Regions from separate parts of the Homo sapiens genome. Here region 1 is linked to region 2. Evidence: chromatin contacts called from ENCODE Hi-C or POLR2A ChIA-PET data. All regions are on one chromosome and are shown on one strand. Each heading gives the region's core, a stretch centred on a gene start or an enhancer-like site at or near the end of the contact. The rest is flanking DNA. Distances are from core to core; before and after follow the strand shown.

What was found. A loop is a pair of places that touch in the nucleus more often than their neighbours do. ChIA-PET counts read pairs that join two places held with the same protein, here RNA polymerase II (POLR2A). Pooled maps may share reads with other maps.
Region 1: a loop to region 2 is called in a pooled map, with 14 times the contacts of the local background. The contact joins two enhancer-like sites. A Hi-C loop is called at or near these places in 2 of 37 single-sample maps with no recorded cell type and 3 of 50 pooled maps. POLR2A ChIA-PET finds 5 or more read pairs at or near these places in 1 of 52 experiments (B cell).

Annotation. Positions count from the first base shown.
Region 1 is chr2:42,794,705-42,797,548 of GRCh38, reverse strand. It overlaps the pseudogene FTOP1. Among named protein-coding and RNA genes, the nearest start is that of HAAO, 3.5 kb to the right of the region's middle. RefSeq lists enhancers at 1,088-1,457, 1,972-2,021. Within about 2 kb of position 1,513, at least 8 of the 41 ENCODE cell types and tissues checked have a DNase peak (open chromatin) inside an H3K27ac peak, as active enhancers do; they include B cell, where a contact is called at or near this core.
Region 2 is chr2:39,491,346-39,494,302 of GRCh38, reverse strand. All of the region lies in intron 3 of MAP4K3-DT (MAP4K3 divergent transcript), which reads right to left. Among named protein-coding and RNA genes, the nearest start is that of MAP4K3-DT, 55 kb to the right of the region's middle. Within about 2 kb of position 1,507, at least 6 of the 41 ENCODE cell types and tissues checked have a DNase peak (open chromatin) inside an H3K27ac peak, as active enhancers do; they include B cell, where a contact is called at or near this core.

The DNA of each region.
Region 1 (2,844 bases), core at 264-2,763, 3.3 Mb before region 2:
ATGGGGTCATCCGGTGATGGACAAGAAGATGAACTGGACATAAAGAGTAGAGCAGCATACAACGTAACTTTGCTGAATTCATGGATCCTCCGAAAATCCCACACCTGAAAGAGAAACCTTATTTTGGCATGCGGAAAATGGCAGTGCGCTGGCATCATGCTGAAAATCTGGTGGACAGGCCCCAAAGAGGAAAGTGAGGACGACTCTCATCTTGAAGGCAGAGATCTTGATACTTGGCATGTTGGTGTTAAGATCTCATGGGATGTAAAGACACCTGGTTTGGCAACACCCCAAGGAGACTGCTATTTCATGCTTGGTAATCTTTGGAGAACCAAAATTATATTGCTACTCTAGCATCTAAATTTAGATTATTGGGTATATATTTTGAATATGTCTTATAAAGTAAACTTCTGGAGCATTTGATATTAATAGTGAAACTTCTTTACAAGAACATGTAACTAGGTTTTTCTTTTTTGAGATACTACTAAATTTTAAAAAGTTGCTTTTCTTTTTATTCTAAGTAGTTGTGGAGTTCCTCAAATATGCTAAACAATTTTCAGAATTATTCATGAAAGCTATTAAAGCATCCAAGTCAACTTATTAGTATAACTTGAAAAAATGCTTCCCTGTCTATATGCGTTTTTAGTAGTGAGAGAGTTTTGTCTAGTTTTGAATTTAGTTCTTCTCAGGAACAGCTGACCTGACAATGGGGCCTTTCTCTCAACTTGTCATTTAGTTCTTTCGGAAGAAATATCTCAGCTGTGGTTAGGCTAACTTAAGCTGTAGAGTTTGTGGGGCTTTTTTTTTTTTTCTTCCTGCTGTAAGTTTTTATTTTGTTTTTGGACTTTCTACTTGTTTTCCAATACGCAATGTGCAAACAGTATCCTTTTTTACTCAAAGCTTCTCGGGGCTTATTCTTTACTTGGCTCTAGTTCCTGATTCTTGGGGGTTTACCTCACTCTTGTCTACCTGGAGAAATCTACTCATATGTTAGTTTTGGAGCCCGGAAGAACCAGGGCTGACACTCAGTGTTTATAATAAGAGTTAATTCCCAATTTGGTATTTGTAGAGAGTCCACTGTGTTCCAAGTACTGTGTAAGGTTCCGGAGGAGATATCGGAGGTGGATAAATATTGGTCCTTGCCTTTGGGGAATTCAGAGTACCGAATAGCTCTTTAGGCCATTCTCTCATTAAGTATTTTCCAAATTTCAGCTCTTTGCACATCAGCTTCAAGGTTTTCGTCATATCCATGTACTACTTGTATAATTATTTACATACTATTTCTGCCTAGATAAACTAACCTTTTTTATCTTAGAAAAAACTGAATGGCTTAAAGTAACAAGTAAGACAGCTGGGCAAGTCTCTGCATGTCTCCCCTGGGTTCACTCATGCAGCTACAGTCATCTCAGATGGTCTTACACAGCTGGTGCAGGCTGTTGGCCAGCCTCACCCTCCACATTGTCTCTCATCCTCCAGGACACTAACCCAGGCTTCTACACATGGTGGGAGCAGCGTTCCAGGTGATGAGATCAGCAGCTGGGAGACCTGGTGAGGACTAGACTCAGATGTCCCATAGCATTAGTTCTGCTGCCTTCTGTATTCACAAGTCACAATGCCAAACATGATTCAACGAATAAGGAAATGGACTTCACCTCTTATTAGAACAGAGGCAAAGTCACAAGGCGTATGGATTCAGGAAGGGAAGGAGTTATTGTGTCATCTTTTTGATCAACTTACCATATCTGGAAAACACTAGCACAAAGTGGGTGTAGGAATATTAATATCAAAGTTGAAGTCAAGGTGAAAAGAAACTAAGAGGAAATATTTCTTAGAGATAAAAGAAACACTACAAGAAGAAGATAAAATAGTCATGAGCATGTTTTCGTCTAATGACATACATTCAGAATATGTAAAGCAAAAGCTGTTAAAGAATAAGGAGAGGCTGGGCACACTGGCTCGCAGCTGTAATCCCAGCACTTTGTGATTACAGCACTTTGTGAGCCCAGGAGTTCAAGACCAGCCTGGACAACATGGGGAAACCCCATCTCTACAAAAAAAATACAAAAAGCCAGGCGTGGTGGTGTGAGCCTGTAGTCCCAGCTACAGTGAGGACAGGCAGGAGGATCACATGAGCCCGGAGAGATTGAGGCTAAGATCGCACCACTGCACTCCAGCCTAGGCACAGAGTGAGAACCGGTCTCAAAAAAAAAAAAAAAAAAAAAAAGGAAAAATTGACCCCAAAAATCACAGTGTTAGATTTTAACATATCTCTCTTGGAAAATAAAATATTAAGCACTTTAAAAAATAAAGATCAAGACTATTTGACTAACACAATAGCATGACCTAATAGAAATATTCTGAACTACGTTCTAAGCAGAGTATACACATTCACAAAAATTGACCATAAGCTAAACTGCAAAGGAAATCTTAACACATCTCCCCACCCAAAAATAATACAACACGGACCATCTTCTCTCACCACAATGCAATACAATTAGAAATGAAAAACAAAACGATAGCCAAACAAAAAACAAACCAGTGTATGTCTAGAAACTTTTAAACAGACTTGTAAATAACTCAAGTTAAAGGGGTAGCAGGACCAGAACCTAGACTTCCAAATAACCAGTGTAGTTCATGATCTAGTCCTTTTGTTCATATAAAGCTATTTGTTTTAAAATAGTTGCTGAATTACATGAAAGGGTGAGAAAGTGGGAGAGACAGAAAGGCAGAGACAAAACAAGGTGGGCTGGGAAAGGGATTCACTGGAGCAACGAGTTCAGTGTATGGAAGAATTGAAGGGTCAGATAGTTATTACCAGCCAGGTTCAGCAAAGCCTAGAAGGAT
Region 2 (2,957 bases), core at 258-2,757:
CCAGACCAGCCTGGCCAACATGATGAAACCCCATCTCTATTAAAAATAAGAAAATTAGCCGGGCATGGTGACATATGCCTATAATCCCAGTTACTCCAGAGGTTGAGGCAGGAGAATCACTTGAACCCAAGAAGCGGAGGTTGCAGTGAGCCGAGATCATGCCACTGCACTTCAGCCTGGGTGACAAGACTGTCTGAAAAAAAAAAGGAAAATCAGGATTTCTAAGAGATATCTCTACTCTTACGTTCATTGCAGCATTATTCATGATAGCCAAGATATGAAAACAACCTAAATGTCCATCAACAGATGAATGGATGAAGAAAATATGGTATACATATACAACAGAATATTATGCAGCCTTCAAAACAAAAGGAAATCCTGTCATTTACAACATGAATGAACCTGAAGAACATTAAGCTAAGTAAACTAAGCGAGACACAGAAAAACAAATACTGTGTTGATTTCACTTATATGTAAAAACTAAAGTAGTCAAACTTAGAACAGCAGAGAGTGGAATGTTGGTTGCCATGAGCTGGAGGGATAGAGGAATGGGGAGATATTGGAAAAGGGTTACAGAGTTTCAGTTATCCAAATGAATGAATTCTGGAGATGTATTCTACAACGATGTGACTACAATTAGCAACACTATATTATATACTTGAAATTTGCTAAGAGGGTGGATCTTAAGTGTTCTCACCACCAAAAAATAAAAAAGAAGGGAAAGAAAGGAAGGAAGAAAGAGAGAGAGAACAAAAGAAAATGGTAACTATGTGAGGTGATGGATATGTATATGATATATATGCATATTATATATATATGATTTGATATGGATATATGCATATATATGCATAATTGAAATATGTACATATTTAAAGTGTACGACATGATTTGATATGCATATATATGCATATATATCCATATATATGCATGGATATGGATATGGATATATATGCATGGATATATATGCATATCAAATCATCATGTTGTACACTTTAAATATGTACAATTTTCAATTGTCAATTATATCTCAATATGGGAAAAAGTCTTGTCATGAAGGAGATGCTTAATAAATAGTAGTTAATGTTATTATCTTTGATTGATTTGTCTTTGAATAAATTTCTGTGGCCTAAATGAGGAAGCATATTCAAGGCATATATCCAAATATTTGTAAGAGTAGAGGAATGTTCTTAATCCAAATTATATGCACCAGTATTGCTCACTTGAGTGGAAGGAAATTATAGAATGGAGTATTAACTTCCTAATGACTAGACAAAATTAGTTGAGTAAATTACCCAATCAGTTCAGGAGAAGAAAATAAAAACCTGATTCAAAGGGTTTTTTTCCCCTCTGTGGGTTCATTTTATTGCTGCAACCCTCTAATTTGTTTTAGTTATAAAGACATGGCCATTTCATTTTCAGTTTCACCCAGGAACTAGAACTATATTTTGAAATAGGGACAACTGGATTTAGAAAATCACTTTTGTACAACTAGAACTCATTTACAGCTAGTTATTCAAATATCCAGTGACAGCATAATAAAAATTTAGGGCCTTCTTTTAATTAAACACTCCAGTTTACAATTCCCTGGAAGTAGTAACACATATTTGGAAACTGCTCTCTTTCGTGTTTTTAAAATAGCATCTAACATTAAGACAGTAATTTATTAAGAAATAACTTGCTGATCTGAAAGTGTTGATGTGATTTCAAAATGTCTTTAGAATGCATCCAACTCGATGAGACTTATATGCATGGATTTGGAGAACAAGGAGCTTATCATAGGACTTTCATAGCCCTCTCAAAATGGCAAATGAAGATAAACTGCAGAAATAGGGACTGCATGTTGCAATCAAAAGGGAACCTGCCCACAGACTGAAACAAACTTGGAAAACAAATGAACGGAAGATTAAACAGTGAAGTCTAAGTACTATCACTTCTTCCCCTATGATTAAAGCCTGACAGGCACCATGAGTCAAACTGTAAATATATACTAGTTATCATAGACCTCACTGGGTTTATGCGTCAGTAAACCACAGCTGCCTCTAATTTACCATTGAAACATGTTTTAGGGAAATGAAACTAGCCACCACCTCCTTTCATGCATGTGATATACTATTCATAACCAAGCCCTAATGACAGAAGAGAGCATTCTTAAAATAGTCTAATGGCTTTTTTGTATTCAACAATACAATCCCCCTATATTTTTTATACCTAACTCACCACATATTCAAGAATTTTCCATCATGTGCTTAACTTTAAATTTTTAAATGGTTTTCTTCACCTGAGCTGGCAGCTTTACTATTGCACTAGTCCAAACATATAGATGGGAGCGTCCTTAAATATGCAGCAAGACACACGTGATATAAATAGGAGGAATCATAGTATAGGACCACCTAATAATAATAAAGCCAATGTTTACTTAGTGCTTACTATTTACCTAACATTGTGCTAAGCACTTTTGAAGAATTATTTTGTTTAATCAGCAATTCCAACAAGACAAAATTCCAGTGTCCCAGATGATAAGACTAGCGAAACTTAAAAATCCTAATGTTAAAAAATTAAACCGCTAAGTGAAAATTAGTTTTTCATGGGTGATTTCTTGGCAATTTATAAAATTTAAGTTTTCCTAAAATTAACTGTAAACTGATACATATTAATCATACATAGCAAATGTCTACAGTCAAATTTTAAGCTATTTCTCTGCTTTATTAGCCATTTATATCAGCTTTTATACGAAACTTCCTTTTCATAGGTGCAATTGAAGACAAAGGATCAAAGCTTTTTCACTGGGCACGGTGGCTCATGCCTGTAATCCCAGCACTTTGGGAGGCCGAGGCGGGCAGATCACGAGGTCAGGAGATCGAGGCCATCCTGGCTAACATGGTGAAACCCTGTCTCTACTAAAAATACAAAAAATTAGCCAGGCGTGGTGGTGCACACCTGTAGTCCCAGCCACTCAG